2 separate regions of the Mus musculus genome follow, and region 1 is linked to region 2. Evidence: chromatin loops called from intact Hi-C (ENCODE). Cell type or tissue: left cerebral cortex. All regions are shown on one strand. Links, peaks and the distances in the headings refer to the core of each region. The heading gives the core; the rest is flanking DNA.

Region 1 (4,391 bases), core at 262-4,261, 190 kb after region 2:
GACGTGCCCCTGCCGCCCTGATTGGCTGAAGCTGCATACCTGGTGAGGTGGCATGGCCTGCTGTGAGTGGTTGGGGGCTGAGAGTATATAAGCAGACCTCCCAGGGTGCCCTGGGTGCCCGGGGTTCCCGTAGCAGCATGGAGGTGTTCCTGCAATAAAGGCTGTTGAGAAGAATCTGACCGTGTTGTGTCTTCCTTGCCGGCCGAGGTGGGCGCAACAAACAGGAAAGCTAGGTAGATTAGAACCCTAGAGATCCTTCCACATACTTTGAGGAATAAAATTTCATGCCACGTTGTATCCACTTTCTTTGAAGTTCTGCTCATGCCTTGATATTGGTAGAACCAAGGCAGGAAGAAGTTGAGACAATTTTTGCTTTTTTTTTTTTTTTTTTTTTTTTTTTCACAAGGTCTTCCTAGGTAGCCCAGGCTGACCTCAGATTTATGGTGACTCCCTCCCCCGACTTCCTCAGCTTCCTAGTTCTCAGACCATCATAGATACTGGAACTCTAGCACATTCGAGGAAGGGCTGTCCTATTGGGGCAAACCTCCAGGCTCAACTTTCTTGTCAAAGTTGACTTCTGTCTCTAGTGGTCTCACAGGGTGCTTTGAAACACTTGAAAAACCTATAGGGAGGCTATAGGGTGGACATATGTCTAGTTAACATAGATTCTTCTTAAGTTTGAGGACAAATTGAGGCTTCTCATTTGAGCTAGGAGGGCTCTATTTATATTAAGGCAGGATTACTAACTGGATAGGTGCCAGTACTAGCTGAAAACTTTGAGAGATGGTTTTGAACTTTTAGTTTTTGCTTCTGAATAAAGCTTCATAATACTACAAGAATGAAGTGGAGGGGTGTACGTTACTTTAAACAGTACCTGGAACATCACAAGGCATTAGTATATCACACCAACTATAACGTTAATTACCCCCTAGCAGCTCTGACGTGTGCTTCTGTTTAGGGAGGAGACTTGGGTGAGGTTCCCCCCCCCCCTTTCGGCATATCGATGCAGTTCCAGATCTGCCCAGTAGATGGAAGCAAACTCTCAGGGCAGAAGTTGTTCTACCTCCTTTGAAGAGAAGCTATTCCTGTTTGTGATCTGGCTGTCTGGAATTGGTAAGGAGAAAACTGGCTGCATTTCAGGCTGCTTCCCAAGGCTCTTCCCCCAGCCCCGCCCCCCAGCATCAAGCTAATGATACCGGGACGTGTGTGTGTGTGTGTGTGTGTGTGTGTGTGTGTGTGTGTGTGGTGTTTTCTTTTTCTTCTTTTTTTTTTCCATTTTTTATTAGGTAAAATTTACATTTCCAATGCTATACCAAAAGTCCCCCATACCCGCCCACCCCCACTCCCCTACCCACCCACTCCCCCTTTTTGGCCCTGGCGTTCCCCTGTACTGGGGCATATAAAGTTTGCATGTCCAATGGGCCTCTCTTTCCAGTGATGGCCGACTAGGCCATCTTTTGATACATATGCAGCTAGAGTCAAGAGCTCTGGGGTACTGGTTAGTTCATAATGTTGTTCCATCTATAGGGTTGCAGATCCCTTTAGCTCCTTGGCTACTTTCTCTAGCTCCTCCATTGGGAGCCCTGTGATCCATCCATTAGCTGACTGTGGGCATCCACTTCTGTGTTCACTAGGCCCCGGCATAGTCTCACAAGAGACAGCTACATCTGGGTCCTTTCGATAAAATCTTGCTAGTGTATGCAATGGTGTCAGCGTTTGGATGCTGATTATGGGGTGGATCCCTGGATATGGCAGTCTCTACATGGTCCATCCTTTCATCTCAGCTCCAAACTTTGTCTCTGTAACTCCTTCCATGGGTGTTTTGTTCCCAATTCTAAGGAGGGGCATAGAGTGTGTGTGGTGTTTTCGAGACAGGGTTTCTCTGTATAGCCCTGGCAGTCCTGGAACTCACTTTGTAGACCAGGCTGGCCTCGAACTCAGAAATCCGCCTGCCTCTGCCTCCAGAGTGCTGGGATTAAAGGTGTGTGCCACCACGCCCAGCTGATACCGGGACATTTTTATTATTGGTATAGACACAGCAGCATGGATGTGACAAGTAGCTAGAGAGATGGCTCAGCATTTGTGTTCTTTCCAGGATCAGAGTTCAAGTTAGACACCCATGTCAGATAACTCAACTGTCTGTGACTCTAGTTTCAGGGGACCTCTTCTTGCTTCCTCAGACATCTGCACATATACACACACTCACACAGAGACATAACATAAAAATCAAACCTTGGGCCAGCGAGGTGTTTGAGCAGTTAAGAGCACTGGCTGCTCTTCCAGAGCTAGTGAGTTCAATTCCCAGCAATTACAGGGTGGCTCACAACCATCTGTAATGGGATCTGATGCCCTCTTGTGGTATGTCTGAAGACAGCTACATTGTACGCATAAAATCAATCTTTAAAAAAAAAAACAAAAATAAAATAAAACCTTAAAAAATAAATACGATACTTTATATTTACAGGGAAGGGAAAGGAATTAGAGATAAAGTCAATGAGATGAAGCGTATGAGGACGAGGATGAATTAATGAAAATACAGGTAGATTACATTTGATTCATGTGGTAAGGTTTTTGCATAGTTATACTCCTTTACTGAACCTCTCTTCTTTGTGTCTTACAGTCTGTCATCTACTACAGAGGCAGGATAGGTCTGAAGATGTTAGGGAGGAAAACTTAAGCCTACAAGGCATGCAGATTTCCCATTCAGCTTACTGAGAGTGTGTCAGCCGGGCTTCACTTCCTTCCAGAGCAGCCTCCTGAATGCCCTCTTTACTTCCTTGTTCCTTAGGGTATATATGAGAGGGTTAAGAGAAGGAGTTCCCACAGCATAGAAGAGACCAAAGAACTTGCCCCTCTCTCGAGCATAAGGATTCTTGGGCTGCAGATAAACAGCGATGACTGAGCTGTAGAAGAGAGTGACCACAATGAGGTGGGAAGAGCAGGTCCCAAAAGCTTTCCTGCGCCCCTTTGCAGAGCTTATCCTCAGCACTGCCCTGGCAATGGCACCATAAGAGACAAGGATGAGGCTCAGAGGTACAACCAAGATGAAGACACTGGCAATAGCCATTTGTATCTCATTATAGGTGGTGTCCCCACAGGACAGTCGAATCAAAGCAGGGACCTCACACACAAAGTCGTCAACCTGATGGTGGGGACAGAAGGGCAGGCGCAGAGTGGATGGCGTCTGAACTACTGACTCCACTAGGCCAATCGTCCAGGCCACAGCTGCCAGCTGGCAACACAGGCGAGGGTGGATGATGGTGGCATAGTGCAGGGGCTGGCACACAGCCACATAGCGGTCAAAGGCCATCACTGCTAGCAGGATGCACTCCGTCGTCCCCAGAGATAAGAAGATGAAGAGCTGGACAAAGCATCCCAGGAAGCTGATGGTCTTTTCGGGGCCCCAGAGGTTGAACAGCATCTGGGGGACACAGGTTGTGGTGAAGCAGAGGTCCAAGAAGGAGAGGTTAGAGAGGAAGAAGTACATTGGAGAGTGGAGCCTGGGATCCAGGGTGGACAGCAGGAGGATTAGTGTGTTTCCTAGGAGGGTGAGGAGGTAGGAGCACAAGACAACGACGAAGAGAACCTTTTCCAGTTGTGGGTGTTCAGAGAAGCCCAGCAGGAGGAAGCCCACGGGGGAGCTCTGGTTGACCATGGTCTCTGTATCTAGTTGGAGGGATGAGACTGTCAGCTTAGTGTGGTACAAAGGACCTGGTGAAAACTCACCCTGACTACTTCTCAGGACACACAAGGTAGACTGATGTTTCTCAGGCTCCCTTCTCCAGGCCCGTCACCTAAGGACTTTTCTTCCATTCTTCCTCCTGGTCAGATAGAGTCCACTAGCTGAGAGGAAACCAGGAGTGTGGTGGAGAACAGGTGGCTCCTCACACTGGGTTCCTGGGCAAAGGAGACTGATGTCAATAGCAGCAAAGCACTCTTTGCTTTCTTTGTGCAGTTTTCAGTGTGTTACCGTAGTGGCACCCAACTCATTCACGCACCAACTTCTGTTCTTACTAACTTTCTGTTTCTAATTTGCTTGTTCTCTTGGCAATTAACTCCTTCCTTTTCTCTGCCTCATTCTGAATATCTTTATGTGTTTCAAATACCTGTTTCTTTGCCCTTTTCTCTCTTTTGAGCTTTTCCATTTGGTATAATTTCTCCTAGTTTGTGTCATCCTGTTTTTCTTTTCTTTTCTTCTTGTCTTGTCTTTTCTTCCTCCCTCCCCCCTCTCTCTCTCTTTCTTTCTTTTTTTTTTTTGAGACAAGTTTTCTTTGTGTAGCCCTGACTATCCTGTAACTCACTCTGTAGGCCAGATTAACCTCATACCCAGAGATCTGCCTGCCTCTGTCCTGAGTGCTGGGATTAGAGGTGTGTGCCACCACTGTCTGCCT
Region 2 (4,391 bases), core at 279-4,278:
TGAACAGTGAGATGAACTTTGTGGCAGGGTGTGGCATATTTTCTTACGGGGAAGAGGAAAGTCTCAGTGCCTTTAATGCAAATCTCACAGAACTTGAATGCAAATATCACCAACTGAGAATGAGCCCCAAGAACCTCACACATGTGGAACCACAAATTCTAGATGTGTCACATGACCGTGACACCTGGGTGATGCGGAGGACGGTCCACATAATTGTCCTTAATAGTCCCAGCTTCAACAGTGGCGGTACCTGGAGGATACCACAAGGTATATGTTACTCTTTTGGTAGTTGTGACCAAATACCTGTCAAGAAGTAAACCAAGGGAGGAAGGGTTTATCTGGGCTTATGTTTGAGGCTACTGTTCATCATGGTAGAGAAAGTGTGGAGACAGGAGTGACTGAAAGACCATAGGGTGGTTGTTCACATCTGGGTGGATCATGAATCTAAAAGAGATACCTGCTGGTGCTCAGCTGGCTTTCTCCCACTTCCCCCTTTAGATCCCAGCTCATGGAACAATACCACCCATTTGAAGGCAGGTCTTCCCTCCTCACTTAAGTCTGTCTGGAAATACCCTTATTGACATACCCAAAGGTGTTCTTCCCTGATGCCCTAGGTAGTTTTACTGCTCCTCTTATAAAGACTGCTGCCCATGCTGCATTGGGGGAGGCAGAGTGATATCTTCCCATCATTTTATGCCCTGTAAACTTAGCCTAATTTGGGTACTTCAAGCCTTTCGTTCAGAATCTGCAGTCCTGTGTGAGAAATGTCTAAGTTGTCTGAATACAAACAAAATGGATCTATGTTAACCTAACTGTGACTACAACAAGAAGCATTTCTTTCTCTTTTGTGTGTGTGTGTGTGTGTGTGTGTGTGTGTGTGTGTGTGTGTAGTCACAGTTGAGACGGGGTCTCATGTAGCCCAGGATAGCCTTGAGCTCTCTATGTAAGTGAGGATGATTTTTGATTTCTGATCCTCCTGCCTCCGCCTCTCAAGTTTTGAAATTACAGGAGTGAGCCACTAGTGCTGGGGGTTGAACCCAGGGTTTCATGTATGCCAGACAAGTACCCCACTTCTGAGCAACATCCTAAGCCTTATCACTCAGATTTTTTTTGAATTTGTATTGACAATTCTAAACTAATCCTCGTGATATTTTATCAGTTTTCATGTGCAGTGGTGATTGACACTTGGGATCATTACTGGCCCACCTTGGATTCTCTCTGATGGCCGTTGGTTCCTCCTCATCTCTGATTATGTTGGAATTTTCATTCTGGTGGGAGACCAGATGCTCTAAGGAGAGTCAGGGTATCCCTTCCTTTGGCTACCAGACTAATGGACACTGTACTGGCTGGTTTTGTGTGTCAACTTGACACAAACTGGAGTTATCACAGAGAAAGGAGCCTCCCTTGAGAAAATGCCTCCATGAGATCCAGCCGTAAGGCATTTTCTCAGTTTGTGTTCAAGGGTGGGAGGGCCCATTGCAGGTGATGCCACCCCTGGGCTGATAGTCTTGGGATCAATAAGAAAGCAAGAAGGGGAAGCAAGCTAGTAAGTAACACCCCTCCATAGCCTCTGCATCAGCTCCTGCTTCCTGGCCTACTTGAGTTCCAGTCCTTTGGTGGTGAACAGCAATGTGGAAATATAAACTGAATAAACCCTTTCCTCCCCAACTTGCTTCTTGGTCATGATGTTTTGTGCAGGAGTAGCAACCCTGACTGAGACAGTCCCTAAAGAATTTCTAGGAGCCTCCCATGGGAGGAGGGAAAGGAGAAGCCTCGTTCCAGTCAGAAAAGGAGGTCCCCGCAGCTAGACTCACTTCCTATTAAATTAGCATATGCGTATTCCCTGACCTTGCTCCTTTCAGCTATAGAATTATAAGACTGCTTCAGAAGAGGAGGGGAGTAAGAGTATTTCTTTCTCTTTTGGCCAAACTAAACAAAGCCACTCTTCTTTAAGAATTTCTGTTTCCTGGTTCCTTTTCCGATACAGGGAAACTATGTGGCTAGAGGATTTAATTAACCTCGGGACTTAATCACATTCTTTCCTTGTACAGTGAGGTGAACACAATAAAGCCAGGCTCAGAATTCACTCTCCTTCTTGTAGTTAACACCCATTAGTTAACTACTAGTTAATGGAGCCTTGAATCCACCACCACCCCAGCCCTAGCCCCACTTGATTCCTGTTTTAATCTCCTTATCAACTTTTTATATGAGCTTCCTTATATGTCATCTCATGAGCTCAAGTTCAGTGTTCCTTCTAAATTGTTCTAGTCAGAATTACGCTAAACTGTGCCCAAAATAGAGCCATGGCTCCTTCAGTCAAATGTTTTAGCATTGTGCCTTCACGGACAGTAGGTGGTGCTGCCTCCCAAGTTAGGACTTGGTTTCAGAATCTCTCCTTTAAGGGAATGGAAGCTGGGGCCACTGCCCTGTTCTCTCTCTCTCTCTCTCTCTCTCTCTCTCTCTCTCTCTCTCTCTCTGCCTCTCTCTCTCTCTCTCTCTCTGCCTCTCTCTCTCTCTCTCTCTCTGTATATGAACTTTGTGCATAATGTCCATGGATATCAGAAGAGAGTCTCAGATCCTATGTAACTGGAGTTATAGGCAATTGTGAGCCATGTGGGTGCTGGGAACCAAACCTGATTCCTCTGCAAGAGCAACGAGTGCTCCTAGGTTGAGCTATTCACCAGGTTCCCAAGCTATTTTTTTTTTTTTTTTAGAAATTATGGCGGAGACTGGAGAGATGGCTCAATAAACAAAAATGCTTGTCACACAAGTTTGATGACCTAGATGGATATGTTTCCATCCCTAGAACACATTTAAAAAGCTGGATGTGGTGGTGCATACATGCAATTCCAGAACTCCCAAGGCAAGATGGGAGACAGAAGCTTTCAGGAGCTAGCCTGGAGCACTCTGCACAACAAAGAAAGACAAGACAGGCCCTGGCTCAACCAGATGGAAAGTGAAAACAGACTCTTGAAGTTTGTCCCTATCCCATATAGGATATGATGGGGTCAGTGTACACACACACACAGTACACACACATGTACATACACACAGCAGAGCAGAAAAAATTTGGCTGTGAGGTCTGTACTGTATCCAGTTGGTAGAGTCTCTGCCTGGCAAACATGAAGTTTGATCTCCAGCAGTAATAAAGCTGAGCATGATGGATGAATAATTTTAATCCCACCACTTAGGAGGTGGATATCAGAGAATCAAAAGTTCAAGGTCACCCTCAACTATATATTGAGCTGGAGGCCAACCTGAGGCTGTACCAAGGAGGAGAGTGTATCTGTGAGAAAACCTATCCGCTCTGCAATTGTGTCCTTTGATAAGCCCCATCCTCTGTCCAAAATGTAAACACCAGCTCCGGGGAACTGCCAGCCACCATGTTGAATACCGAGCTACACAATCCAGAGAGCACTTAGGAAAACCACAGAAAGATATGAGGAAAACCACAGAAAGATATGAGGCTCTAAATTTGAGCATACAGATCTCGGAAAAAATGAGGTAGCTCTTGGGACTCAGGAGACATGGAGGGCTCTTGGCAGGAGCCCCTGAATTCTACCTGATGGCCTGGAGGGACAACCTCAAACATTCAGTAGAGGTCTCGAGTAGGGCAAAGCATGAGAAACCGAACTCAAGTTGAGGTGGCTTGTGCCTGTGATCCCAGACCAAGAAGGAATTAAAGACAGGAGTTCAAGATCATTCTAAGTTGTACCGTGAGTGGGAGGCCAGCCAGCCTGAGCTACACAGGTTGATCTCCAAAAGCAACAACAGCAATAATATTAAACCCAAATCAATCAGCGGATAGTAGAACATGCCTGTGATCTCATCATCCGGGAGACAGTCAGGAAGCTGTGGTCCAAAGCTGTGGTGGTCACAGTCTTTTTAAAGTGCACGAGAATAGATTGTAAGTGTTATCACTATAACAAAAACAAACAAAAATCTAATTAGCACAAAGTATATTGAGGTAATTAGTCATTCACTAGATAAATAATCCTTATTTACAGTCTTAGGAGACATCCAAAAAACACAGCAGATGGAGCAGTGTGGACATCTGGGCTATAGATGCTGTGAAGAGATATGTCTATCTCTACCTCTTGAGTGGAATGGGTAGGATCATCTGACTTGTTAGACACACCTGTGTCAACAAAAGCATACGGCTATGCTATTATACACTTCCTTGAAATAGAGCAATATATGAGCTTTCAAACTCACTGGGTCCAGAGAAGAAGCGAAAGGAGTTGGCAAGTGCAGGGAGTAAGTTAGGGGGAGGAGTTAGACAGAAGCAGGAGCTCGGCAAGAGCTGAGTTATGTCGTGGCTGTGTGTGGCATCCACAGCCAAGGTGCTCACTTTTGCACTGCGTTTTCTAAGGCCCTAGATGGGCATTCAC

What was found. Peaks named below come from ENCODE experiments on the same cell type or tissue, not always from the same donor. Only the 100,000 strongest peaks of a DNase experiment are listed, where the experiment ranks them.
Region 1: it touches region 2 in a loop (2.9-fold over the local background); 1 of 42 quality-filtered maps calls a loop at or near these places.

What each region holds. Positions count from the first base shown.
Region 1 is chr17:37,082,509-37,086,899 of GRCm38, forward strand. It overlaps Olfr90 (olfactory receptor 90), which reads right to left and starts at 3,728. Exons shown (of 1, transcript NM_146477.2): 1 at 2,683-3,728. The coding sequence starts at 3,655. The coding sequence ends at 2,723. In left cerebral cortex, for the core only: CTCF peaks have their summits at 1,028 (motif pointing right) and 2,370 (motif pointing left); a DNase peak (open chromatin) is centred at 1,066.
Region 2 is chr17:36,890,174-36,894,564 of GRCm38, forward strand. No RefSeq gene overlaps it. Among named protein-coding and RNA genes, the nearest start is that of Trim40, 2.2 kb to the left of the region's middle. In left cerebral cortex, for the core only: a CTCF peak has its summit at 2,344 (motif pointing right); a DNase peak (open chromatin) is centred at 2,341.